4 separate regions of the Homo sapiens genome follow, and all the other regions are linked to region 4. Evidence: chromatin contacts called from ENCODE Hi-C or POLR2A ChIA-PET data. All regions are on one chromosome and are shown on one strand. The core of a region is the stretch at or near the end of the contact, and the rest is flanking DNA. Distances in the headings are between cores, read along the strand shown.

Evidence for each region. Hi-C counts contacts between places; a loop is a spot of excess contacts on that map. ChIA-PET counts read pairs that join two places held with the same protein, here RNA polymerase II (POLR2A). Pooled maps may share reads with other maps.
Region 1: a pooled map shows a loop between it and region 4 (6-fold over the local background). The contact joins the promoter of SFT2D2 here to the promoter of TADA1 in region 4. A Hi-C loop is called at or near these places in 1 of 37 single-sample maps with no recorded cell type and 7 of 50 pooled maps. POLR2A ChIA-PET finds 5 or more read pairs at or near these places in 1 of 52 experiments (activated CD4-positive, alpha-beta T cell).
Region 2: a map of CD8-positive, alpha-beta T cell shows a loop between it and region 4 (4-fold over the local background). The contact joins the promoter of TMCO1-AS1 here to the promoter of TADA1 in region 4. A Hi-C loop is called at or near these places in 1 of 168 maps with a recorded cell type or tissue (CD8-positive, alpha-beta T cell), 2 of 37 single-sample maps with no recorded cell type and 10 of 50 pooled maps. POLR2A ChIA-PET finds 5 or more read pairs at or near these places in 1 of 52 experiments (activated CD4-positive, alpha-beta T cell).
Region 3: a loop to region 4 is called in a pooled map, with 7 times the contacts of the local background. The contact joins the promoter of UCK2 here to the promoter of TADA1 in region 4. A Hi-C loop is called at or near these places in 11 of 50 pooled maps. POLR2A ChIA-PET finds 5 or more read pairs at or near these places in 2 of 52 experiments (MCF 10A and WTC11).

The regions. Positions count from the first base shown.
Region 1 is chr1:168,224,677-168,227,519 of GRCh38, reverse strand. It overlaps SFT2D2 (SFT2 domain containing 2), which reads right to left and starts at 1,516. Exons shown (of 8, transcript NM_199344.3): 1 at 1,378-1,516. The coding sequence starts at 1,440. RefSeq lists enhancers at 310-359, 480-559, 862-1,595 and a silencer at 1,220-1,849.
Region 2 is chr1:165,767,545-165,770,244 of GRCh38, reverse strand. It overlaps TMCO1-AS1 (TMCO1 antisense RNA 1), which reads right to left and starts at 1,316. Exons shown (of 3, transcript NR_125374.1): 1 at 870-1,316. It overlaps TMCO1 (transmembrane and coiled-coil domains 1), which reads left to right and starts at 1,377. Exons shown (of 7, transcript NM_019026.6): 1 at 1,377-1,563; 2 at 1,976-2,053. The coding sequence starts at 1,494. RefSeq lists enhancers at 414-1,089, 1,090-1,766.
Region 3 is chr1:165,826,269-165,828,968 of GRCh38, reverse strand. UCK2 (uridine-cytidine kinase 2) reads right to left here and starts at 1,355. Exons shown (of 7, transcript NM_012474.5): 1 at 1,037-1,355. The coding sequence starts at 1,135. RefSeq lists silencers at 467-696, 757-1,236, 1,317-1,566 and an enhancer at 448-1,001.
Region 4 is chr1:166,874,957-166,877,675 of GRCh38, reverse strand. TADA1 (transcriptional adaptor 1) reads left to right here and starts at 1,412. Exons shown (of 8, transcript NM_053053.4): 1 at 1,412-1,516. The coding sequence starts at 1,443. RefSeq lists an enhancer at 1,026-1,075 and silencers at 1,476-1,525, 1,556-1,955.

The DNA.
Region 1 (2,843 bases), core at 267-2,766, 1.3 Mb before region 4:
TTCGATCCCATAGAATTACTCCCTCAAGGTGAAGATTCAGAGAGCAATCTTACATTCGGAGATGTCATGCTAAGTCCCAGTATCACACAAAACAAAACCGAATAAAATCAGCAACCACAAACGTGGGTGAAAGCAGCTTGCTGAGAAAGAAGAACTTGCTGAGAAACCAGAAGAAACACTGATTAGTTTCCAGTTGGCCATATCATCTTAACATCCTCATTTCACAGATGGGGAACGGAGGCTAAAGAATACACCAAAAAGCGAAGAGAAACGTTATTTTGTCATCCAAAAAGGAAAACAAAAGCTAAAAGCACCCTAAATAGAAATGCAGCATTCTGTGTGGTTCTACAACATAGGACATTAGTGGCCAGGTTTCAGCACGATCAAAACTTTTCTAATAGGCCGGGCGCGGTGGCTCATGCCTGTAATCCCAGCACTTTGGGAGGCAGAGGTGGGCGGATCACTTGAGGTCAGGAGTTCGAGACCAGCCCGGCCAAGATGGTGAAACCTCGTCTCTAGTAAAAATACAAAAATTAGCCGGGTTTGATGGCGGGTGTCTGTAATCCCAGCTACTTGGGAGGCTGAGGTGGGAGAATCGCTTGAACCCAGGAGGCAGAGGCTGCAGTGAGCCAAGATCGCGCCACTGCACTCCAGCCTGGGCGACAGAGTGAGACTCTGTCTCAGAAAAAAAGAAAAAAAAGCTTTTCTAATAAAACAAACCAACACGCAGGCAGTCTCCTGAGGCGCTGGGTGTCTAGAGACTAGTTGTGGGCAGTGTGGACAGAGACACAAGATGTGGTCCCTGTCCTCATGGGATGGGGGCAGTTTCTCACCCCCAATCACAAGGCAATGTGTACAGGGGCGGGTGGGAGTGTCACACCCTACAACCTAAACCGGACAGAAAACCAAGGCAGAGCTCGGGGCGCGGCCACCAGCCCCGTCGCGAGGTAGGGACCGCCACCCCAACACCCCAGTCCGGGTCTGGGGCCCCGACCCACCCAGCAAAGGCTCCTTCCGCCTGGACCTCGGGGCCCCCAGCCCTACCCGGCCCTAAAGCGCATTCCCCGGCCGGTGGGGCCGGGGCCGACAGCCCAGTCGCCCACCCTCCCACTCGCAGCTCAGTCCGGGGATTTCCTCCTGCGCCGCCCCCTTGTCAGGGAGGATGGGCTGAAGGGGCGCGGGGCAGAAAAGGACGCCGCGGCCACTGCCCCGTGTAGTGCCAGACCTCTTCGCGGAGCCCTGCAGAAGAAGAGGAGGAGAAGGGGCAGAGCTACCGTCCAGAAACTCCAGGGAGTCCCCGCAGGCTTCCCAGGCCCGGGCAGGGGACGCAGGGCGGGAGCGCGGCGAGAGGGGGCCGACGGCCCCGGGCTCACTCACCTCGGACAGGCCGCTCCGGTCCTCCGTGTCCTGCCCGCTCAGCACCTTCTTCAGCTTGTCCATTGCGGCCCAGTCCCCACCAGCTCCAGCTCCTCAGCGGCAGCCTGTTGCGCTCGCTAAGTTGACGGCTCTTCCGGGTGCTAGGCAGCCGCCCAGCCGCCCAGGCGCCAACCGCGGCGCGCCCCGCCCAGGCACCTGCCCACCGGGGGGCTCCCGGCATGCCCCGCGCGCCCGCGCTCGCCTCCGCTTGTTTTGGTCCCGGGGGGCGCGGCGGGCCGGAGGGGCTGGGATTGAAGACCACCAGGCGCTGCCAAACACTAATTCGGCGTCCAGAGCAGTTTCAAACCGGAACGGGCCGCGCTCCCTCGCCCTACTTGATCCAGTCAACGAATGCCGAGCACCTACCACGTGCAAGGCTCCGGAGACACAAAGACGGGGGAGAAGCCTTGTGCAGACGGGAACAAAGGCTGTGGTTCATCCATATTGCGATCGTGCCTACACAGGAAAAGATTTTCTTTTTAATCACTCAAGGCCTTAGTCTGGTGTGGTGGGGCGTGCCTGGAAGCCCAGCTACTCCGGAGGCTGAGGCAGGAGGCTCACTTGAGCCAAGGAGTTCCAGGCTGTAATGAGCTATGACCAGGATACTGCACTCCAGCATGGGCAACAGAGCGAGACTCTGTCTCAAAAAAAAAAAAAAAAAAAGTGACTGAAGGAATGTTGAAAGGAATAATAGATTGTTAAATTGTTTTGTGTTTGTACAATTGTTTTTTTTTCTGACCTTAAAAAAACTAAAAGTAGACTGGGCATGGTGGCTCATGTCTGTATTCCCAGCACTTTGGGAAGATGGCTTGAGCCCGGGAGTTCCAGACCAGCCTGGGCAACATAGGGAGACCTCATCTCTTCAAAACATTCTTAAAAATTAGCCAGGCATGCTGGCGGGCATCTGTAATCCAAGCTACTTGCGAGGCTGAGGAGGAAGAATGGCTTGGACTCAGGAGGTCAAGGCTGCAGTAAGCCATGATTGTCAGTACAGTAAGCCACTGCACTCTAGCTTGGGCAACAGAGTGGAAACAATACAAATGGCCACCAACTGATTAATGGTAAATAAAATGTGACATACCCATGCAATAAAAAAGAATGGAGTACTGACACATGCTACAACGTGGATGAACCTCGAAAACATTGTATTAAGTGAAAGAAGTGTGGAGCCCGAAAATTTGAGACAGGTCTCAGTTAACCAGGAAGTTTATTTTGCCAAGGTTGAGGAACAGCACCTGTGACACAGACTCAGGAAGTCCTGACGACATGTGCCCAAGGTCGTTGGGGCATAGCTTGGTGTTATACATTTTAGGGAGACATGAGGCATCCGTCAATATGTGTAAGAAGTACATTGGTTGTGTTTGGAAAGGCGGGACAACTCGAAGCAAAGGCAGGAAGACTCAAGGGGGGAGGGGGCTTCCAAGTCA
Region 2 (2,700 bases), core at 67-2,566, 1.1 Mb after region 4:
CGCCTGTATTCCCAGCACTTTGGGAGGCCGAAGTGGGTGGATCTGAGGTCAGGAGTTCAAGACCAGCCTGGCCAACATGGCAAAACCCCGTCTCTACTAAAAATACAAAAAATTAGCTGGGCGTGGGGACGGGCACCTGTAGTCCCAGCTACTTGGGAGGCTGAGGCAGGAGAATGGCTTGAACCCGGAGGCAGAGGTTGCAGTGAGCCGAGATTGTGCCATTGCACTCCACCTGGGCAACAAGAGTGAAACTCCATCTCAAACAAACAAAAAAACACCAATGATAGGAGGAAGTACAAGAGGATACAGCTCAGCCAGCTTCCAGGTTTTCACCCATACACACACACACCCCAGTGTGAAAAAGCTGAAACCGTCTACAATGGCTGAAACCACGCTGCTGAGACATTTTTGAATTTTAATTAGTTAGCAACACTTATAAATTAAGTTTCACATAAAACCCAGGATTTCTGGATTTTCCTGAGAAACGAAGACATCTCAGAAACTGGGTGCTCATTCTCCTAGAGAAATGGGTTGGATTTGGGTATCAAATTCTCCTTTCAGATGAACTTAATGCTCACTTATCCATCGTAGTAACTTCCACCATTTGTTTAGGCTCAGCTTGCATAAGATAATTTATTTTCTCTCGCCAGTCTAGGCATCTGGGTTTAAGACCCCTTCTCTAGATACATTACTCACTGCACTATCACACTATGAATTTTCAGGCATCCGTGCTTTGACTTCCACTTTGCCTAGAAAGTCCTTTGCTATCTCCAAAAGTACTCCTACTCCCCTAAGGCACTGCTTCAATTCCTTTCATTAGCTTCTTCTGACCACTCTCTCAACCGTGTCACGCAGCACTGTGGTAATACCTCTATTAAAACCCTTATCAGAGCGTATGCACAAGCTTCTCCTCTTCGCGCTGACGTTCGCTCCTTGAGGCCAGCGGCCCACAACTAACTCATTTCGCGGTTCCAGCTTCACGTCCATGCCCTGGCACCTACACCCAGTCGTTCAGTACCTTTGCGGAAGTCAGTCTTCTTACTTCACGGCAAACCCAAGCTAAACTAATATTACGACCACAGAAGTTGGGCTGAGGTAGAAGTCAAGACTATCCCAATAACTGGATTCTGGCCGAGAAAAAGGCGCGCGCCAGCACCCCAGTCAGTAAAATCTACCGGGCAAAGTTCGCCGCCGCCACTATCCTCCTCTGGCTCTGAAATAGTTCCAATTCTCGCGAGATTCGGCCTGACTACCAGCCCTTCAGCTCCAGTGAGTTGCGGGTTGGTTTCCTCTAGACTCTCGTGGCCACACCGTTCTCCGATACGAGCCTTTCCGGTGCTATGCCCCGGAAGCGGAAGTGCGATCTTCGGGCTGTCAGAGTTGGTCTGTTACTCGGTGGTGGCGGAGTCTACGGAAGCCGTTTTCGCTTCACTTTTCCTGGCTGTAGAGCGCTTTCCCCCTGGCGGGTGAGAGTGCAGAGACGAAGGTGCGAGATGAGCACTATGTTCGCGGACACTCTCCTCATCGTTTTTATCTCTGTGTGCACGGCTCTGCTCGCAGAGGGTGAGAGCGGGTATTTCTCAGACGTTTGATCAGTCCCCGGGAGGAAGGGCCCCGGGGTCCCCTGTGCCACCAGGGGAAAGATCGCGAGCCTTACTTGCTTGAGAGGCTCATCTACTCCACTTCAGGGAATCTCTGGGCAACTCGTGAACAGGAGCAGGAGGGGAGTATGGAGTCGATTGCCGAGTTTTCTTTGGTCTCAGGTAGATTTCACTTGGGTATTTGTGGAGACACCTTCACATCATGTTACTGTTGTTTTGGCTGAAGAGTCAGTTGTATTAGCCTTTGAAAAAAGTTAACTATGGGTAAATACAAAGCGAAAAGTTGGAATTCCTCCTTCTCCAACAGTAACCACTTTGTTTGTTGTGATCATTCCAGTCATTTCTCTATTAACATGTTGCTTTTAATGTTTTAGGCATAACCTGGGTCCTGGTTTACAGGACAGACAAGTACAAGAGACTGAAGGCAGAAGTGGAAAAACAGAGTAAAAAATGTGAGTATGGCAACACATTAGAAATAATTTCAACACGTCAAGCTCATTAAGTCCATGTTCACAATAAATATTTTAAGAGCACCAGCTGATACAAAGATGAACCTGACTTGAAGCCTATTTAGAAATAGAAGACTTTTATGCAAAATGTGTAATACCAACTAGAGGGAAGTGAGGGGCGTAGCAGATACATGTTATGTGCTGTGGTGGTTCTAAAGAAGAGGTTCAATCTGGCGCAGTGGCTTACTCCTGTTAATCCCAGCACTTTGGAAGGCTGAGGCAGGACTGAACTTAGGGGTTTGACACCAGCCTGGGCAACATAGGGAGACCTCGTCCCTACAGAAAAAATTAGCTGGGTATGGTGGTACACACCTATAGTCCCAGCTATTTGGGAGACTGAGGCATGAGGATCCCTTGAGCCCAGGAGATTGAGGCTACAGTGGGCCACGATGGTGTCACTACACTGCCTCCTGGGCAATAGTGAGACTTGTCTTTAAAAAAAAAAGAAGAAGAGGCTTCATTCAGTTGTGAGGAACCATGGTAGCCTTCATGATGCTGATGGCCTTGCAGTTCCTTGTGGATAGTTAGAATTTGGATAGAGAATGAAATGGGGAAAGGAAATTCCAGGTAAAGAAATAACATATGAGCAA
Region 3 (2,700 bases), core at 106-2,605, 1.0 Mb after region 4:
AGCATCATCCTGCCTCTCCAAACCAGCACCCAGCACCCAGCTCTCAGGATCCCTTGAGGAACCCGTGCTCCAAATGAAGTTGGAGGGTGTTAAACGGTGGGAAAAACAAGTAGCCACATCTTAAAGGCTGTTAGGGGAGCAAAGAAAGAACCATCTGGGAGGACTCCACCCTTCTCCACCTGCAGAAAAAACCCCGGGTAAAGCTAGGAAGTCATTTCCCTTGTCTCTCCTTGCCTTGCGGATAAAACAAAGGAAACAGGCTCCTAAGAGGGTCAGACACCCATACGATGACCCCCTTCCGTGGATCCAAGACGCGTACGTCCTGGACACCGAAGAGCTTGGAGCCAGTACAACTTTCTCATTGAAGCCGACCACGTTTCCTCTTATAACCTTAAAAAACAGAAGCCCCTACTATTATCGTTTCATTGATGTCACGGCACCTATTTGGCTCTCAGACTTTTACCCGGAAACCCCTGTAATCCCCAGCCCTTGCGTGCAGCCCCACACTGGGCTCCCCTTCCCCGGGATGCCGCCTCGCGCGTTCCCGCCACCCTCGCCCTCTCGGCCGCGCTTCCCGGCTCGCTCCGCCCTCGGCACCAGGCTGCGCCGCGGGGCGAGCACGTCTGTGCCAGACCGGGGCTTGAGGGAGTCCATCGGGGGTTAGTGGGGGATCCTGCGGAAAGCCCTCTCCCCCGACACTGGAGTTGCAAAACAATAAGCATCCGCTTCCCTGCCCTTCCCCCATAGGACCCCGGCCACGAGTTATTAACGCGGGGGGAGAAAAGCCGGAGGAGCACTCCCGCCCTGCGATCGTGGCCGCGTACCCCCGGAACCCCCAAGGCCCGAGTCTTCGCCTGCCCCCGCCGCAGCGCCCCCAGGCCGCGCGGGGCGCACTCGGCGCTGGAGCGCGGCCGGGAGCGGAGGCGCGCGGGCCACGCGGTGGCTGCCGCAACTGACACGGCCCGCGGCCGCCGGCCACATGCGCCGCCCAGGGACAGAAGCCGGGAAGGGAGCGCGGCTCCGGGCCCCGCCGTACCTTGCCGCTAGCTGTTCCCCCGCTGACGCCTATAAGGAAGGGCTCGCCGCCGTTGGGCTGCTGGTGGTTCTGCAGGGTCTGCTCGCTGTCCCCGGCCATGGTTCGCGCCGCCCCTCCTCCCGCTGCCTGTGCGAACGGACGCACGCTCCCCGCCCGCGCCCGCGTCGGACTCCCTCCGCTTTCCGCAGCCGCCGCTGGGCGCTGCCGGGGCTGAGGCCGCTGTCGCTCGCCTGCGAGCCGCTCGGAGCCCGGTGACGGGGCTGGGTTTCCCGAAGGAGCCAAGAGCCTTCCTTTGCCCGCAGCGGCTGGTCCGGTTTACATCCCAGGCAGAGGTCAGCGTGATGCTGCTGCTCCAATCCGGGCGGGCAGCGCGCTGCTATTCGCCGAGGCGGAGGCGGCGAGGCGTCTGGCCCCAGCCTCCGCCCCTCCCGGGCCCCGCCGCCGCCCGAGGTCTCTGCGAAAGGTGTGAGCCCGACCTTCCCTCCCACCCGCCCGGTTAACCCTTTCTCCGACGCGCCCTAGTGGACCCTGGGGGAAAGAAACAGGCTGTTCTGTATTTTAATTTGGTATGCTACCACCTATTTTCAGAAGGGATAAAAAGCTTGAAGGAAATAATAGGCAGATTAGATAAGAAGGAATGGCCCAGGTTTGAGAAGCAAAATTTGAACAAGCTTGAAAGATTAGTGTGGAACGAAGAGTTAATGTCATTTACCCATTATCCAGGCTAAAAACTTGTGTTTCCAAAAAATGAGGGTTCTTTTTCCCTTCTCCCGTTCGCCAAGATAATATGTCAGCCGCTGGCTTTAGATATTTCCTGTCTTGGAAACCCCCCAGCGCCATCCTTTTTAGCAGGCCTGTCCTCGTGCGACTCTCTAGTGAAGGGCAATTTGAGGGGCTTATCTGAAGGGTGCCCTCCGTTGGAAAAGCAATTCCCTTCTAAACCACAGTATCTCATCCCATACACTGAGCTTCCTATGGAGTTAGGGTATCTGAAAACATACTGACATTTTGATCCATTAATATCTTCAATTGAACGGTTTTCCAGAGATTGGCAATCAGTCACTTAGAAAGGCAGTTTCAGACTCCACCTCTGGAGCCAGATTTCTGCATTCACATCCAGGTCCCTGAGCAAGTTACTTAATCTCTCTGTGCTTCAGTGTTCTTATCTGTTAAATGGGAATAATAATGGCAATTACATCCCAGGATTTTTGTGAGAATTAAATGAATTAGTGTATGTAAAGTTCTCAGAACAGTGCTGGTACAGTCTAGGCCCTGTATTAGTGTTTGAAGAGAAAAGGTTTCTAAAGCGCTGAAACTGGAAAGAAAAGTTTTGCTGGGACACACCTGAGAGAGGCAGGACTAGCCTAGTAACTTCCAGTCTCTTCTCCTGTGAACTTGGGACTAGTATCAATGAGCTGATGGGGCCTACAATCTAAAACAGAATTTACGTCAATAGCATTATCTTTTGAAACTTAGTAAATTACCTTAAATTGAAGATTATTTTGAAAAAAATAATTTTCTCTCAAGCCAGGGAAATCGAGGCTGCAGTGAGCCATGATCTCCCCACTGCACTCCAGCCTGGTCAGCAGAGCCAGAGCCTGTGTCAAAAAACAAAAACAAAAACAAAACAAAACAAAAAAAAGGATACCAGAGAAAACAAACTT
Region 4 (2,719 bases), core at 163-2,662:
AACATTTGAATGCTGGAGTCTGGAATTTGTTCAGCAGAGCGTGGGGAGCCATGGAAAACTTAAGTGGATATTTTTTAAATGTGTCAAAACTTACCCAGAGTTTTGACACAGAGAGGAAGACTTTGCCTGACCTTTGTATCTCCTTTCACCTGTGTATCTCCAGTACTCAAAGAGTTCCAGACACATAATAGGAGCTCACTGTATGAATTCAAGTGAAGAGAAGGTGCCCGGCTGGCATTGCAGCCAGGACAGGGCTTGTGGGTTTAGGTTGGGCAGTGAGGAAGTTGAATGAATGAACTTAAGGGGACATCTTTGGAGAAATTACACAAGATCTAAAAGCTATCTAGGATTATTTAAAAAACTTTGGGAGGCAATTTGACAATATACACCAAGGCATTTATAAATATTCCCATCATTTGATCCAGTAATTCTATGTGTGGGACTCTATGCTAAAGTAATAATCCTAAAGGAGGAAAAGTTTTATGCATAAAGAAGTTTTGCTTCATTATGCTATATGCTTCAAAAGCAATATTACAGTATTGCTTTTTAATAGAGAAGAAATGGACACAGTCTAACAATTGGGAAACAAGTTGTGTACCTTCTATCTGTGGGGGTATTTAATATGTTGTCATTAAAATTATTCTAAAGACAATGTAATACTACAGATAAATCCTTAAGTTTAAAAACGTGCAAAATTGAACATAGAATATTTTAAGTCATGGGAGTGTGCGAAGTGAAGGAGAAATCTCTCTCAGTTAAGTGTTTGTCCGGGAGTGGTAAAACACTTTTTCCTTCTTTTTATCTTTATCTTTCTGTGTATTTTCCAAATTTTACATAGTTACCTCATTTACTCAAATACTTATTAAGCATCCACTATGTGCCAGGCGCTGCTCTAGAGAATTGCGGGTAACAGTGAATAAAACACAACTCCTGTCCTCGAGCCATAACATTTACAAGATAAATCAACTAAATGTCATATGAGACGGTTAGTGCTCGGGGAAAAATAAGGCAAGGAAAGAGTAAAACTGATACTGCATTTACTTTTTTAAATGGAGGGGTAAGGTACTCCTCCAGGCAGAAGAACAGCAGGCTGAATTCGGAATTGCCCCAGCGGTAACAGAATGAAAGAGCTTGGGACACGCCAGCCTGTCAGCAACGTTGCAGCCGAGGCGGGGCGCGCGGGTTTAGGATGGGCGCGCGACAAGGTGAAGCGGATCACGTGACTCGAGGGGCGGGAGGAAGAGAGCAGAGTTTGGCCGGGCACCTTCCCTGCGAAAAGGCGGGCGGAGCCGAAAACCAAACAAACGACTTCTGAGAGATTGGGGGCGGGACTGACGGCGGCCGGCTTAGCTTCCAGAGCCAAGGCCTTCCGCCGAGTTGGTTTTTGGGTTGTTGATCGCGGTGGCCGGGCGGTCTGCGGTCGGGCTGAGACACGCGGAGCAATGGCGACCTTTGTGAGCGAGCTGGAGGCGGCCAAGAAGAACTTAAGCGAGGCCCTGGGGGACAACGTGAAACAGTAAGAGCTGCCCTAGCACAGCGTCCAGGCCAACACGCGGGTGCTCTCCTGGCCTCGGGCTGCCAGCCCGCCCCGGAGACGCCCGCGTCGCCCGGGGGCCTGTGCAGCCTGGAGTCCGCGGCGGCGGGGCTTCGGGGTTTCTCCGGCCGGGGCGGGGCGGGCCACCTGAACTCACCGCCCTGGAGAGACCGGGCCTCCTGGGCGCCCGGGAGACATCGGCGGGCGCCGTTGCTCGGGACTGTCTGCCCTGGGTGGGGCGGGAGAAGCGCACTTCGCACCCAAGGGCCTGCTGAGCAGGTGCGGGCCCCAGCGCGGGCGTGCGGGATGCGGGAGGCTGACTTGGGCGGAGTGAGCCGGAGCCCTACGCGTCCAGCCAGAGGGCATAGCGCAGGGCGGCCCGCCCCTGGAGGGCTTCCTGGAGGTGGAGGCCTGTTGAGCTGGTGTGATCTGCTACGGATTATTGGTAAGCTCTTTTGACAGCAATTTCGTAAGGCAGACGGACCCTCTGGTGAAATCACAGTCATTGAACACTACAATTATAGTGATGATAGCAGTAGCGGACATTTTAAACATTTTAAGCTCTCTAAATATATTATCTAATCCTTACAACAGATGTGAGATAGGTACAGTTGTTATTCCCATTTGACAGATGAGAAGACTGAGACCTAGTGCGGACAAGTAACTCTTCAAAAGTCACTGTCAGAGTTGGGACCCACGCTTTTGATTCCCGACTGATGCATTAGAGGGGCTGTAAAGGATCCCAGAGACGCTCAGCCAGACCTTCATCCAGGTTATGGCAGGGGACCTAGTGCACAGTCAGGTTAGGTGCAGAATGGCCAAGGGTAAAATCAGTATCCAGTCAAAGCCAAAGCCAAAGAGCAAAAAAGGAACCTCTGGGATACAAGGAAGAGTTTGGAAATTTTCAAAACGTTGTTATTACAACTTTATTTTTCAAAAATATAGGAAGCAAATATAAACGTTTAAAATTACAGTGCCTGTGTTGTTGCTGCTAGATGGCTTCTCTGGTATTCTACACATTTGCATTACTCAGTGGATGCATACTTTTAAATGATGTTGGTGGAGGAGCAATTTGGGAATACTTAATTTTTCTCCAATACTTTCTTTTCATCCTTCTCTGTTCTTTATTATTACTGGATTGAAATTACTTAGGTTGGATGTCATACATGAATTTTGGAGTTTTTC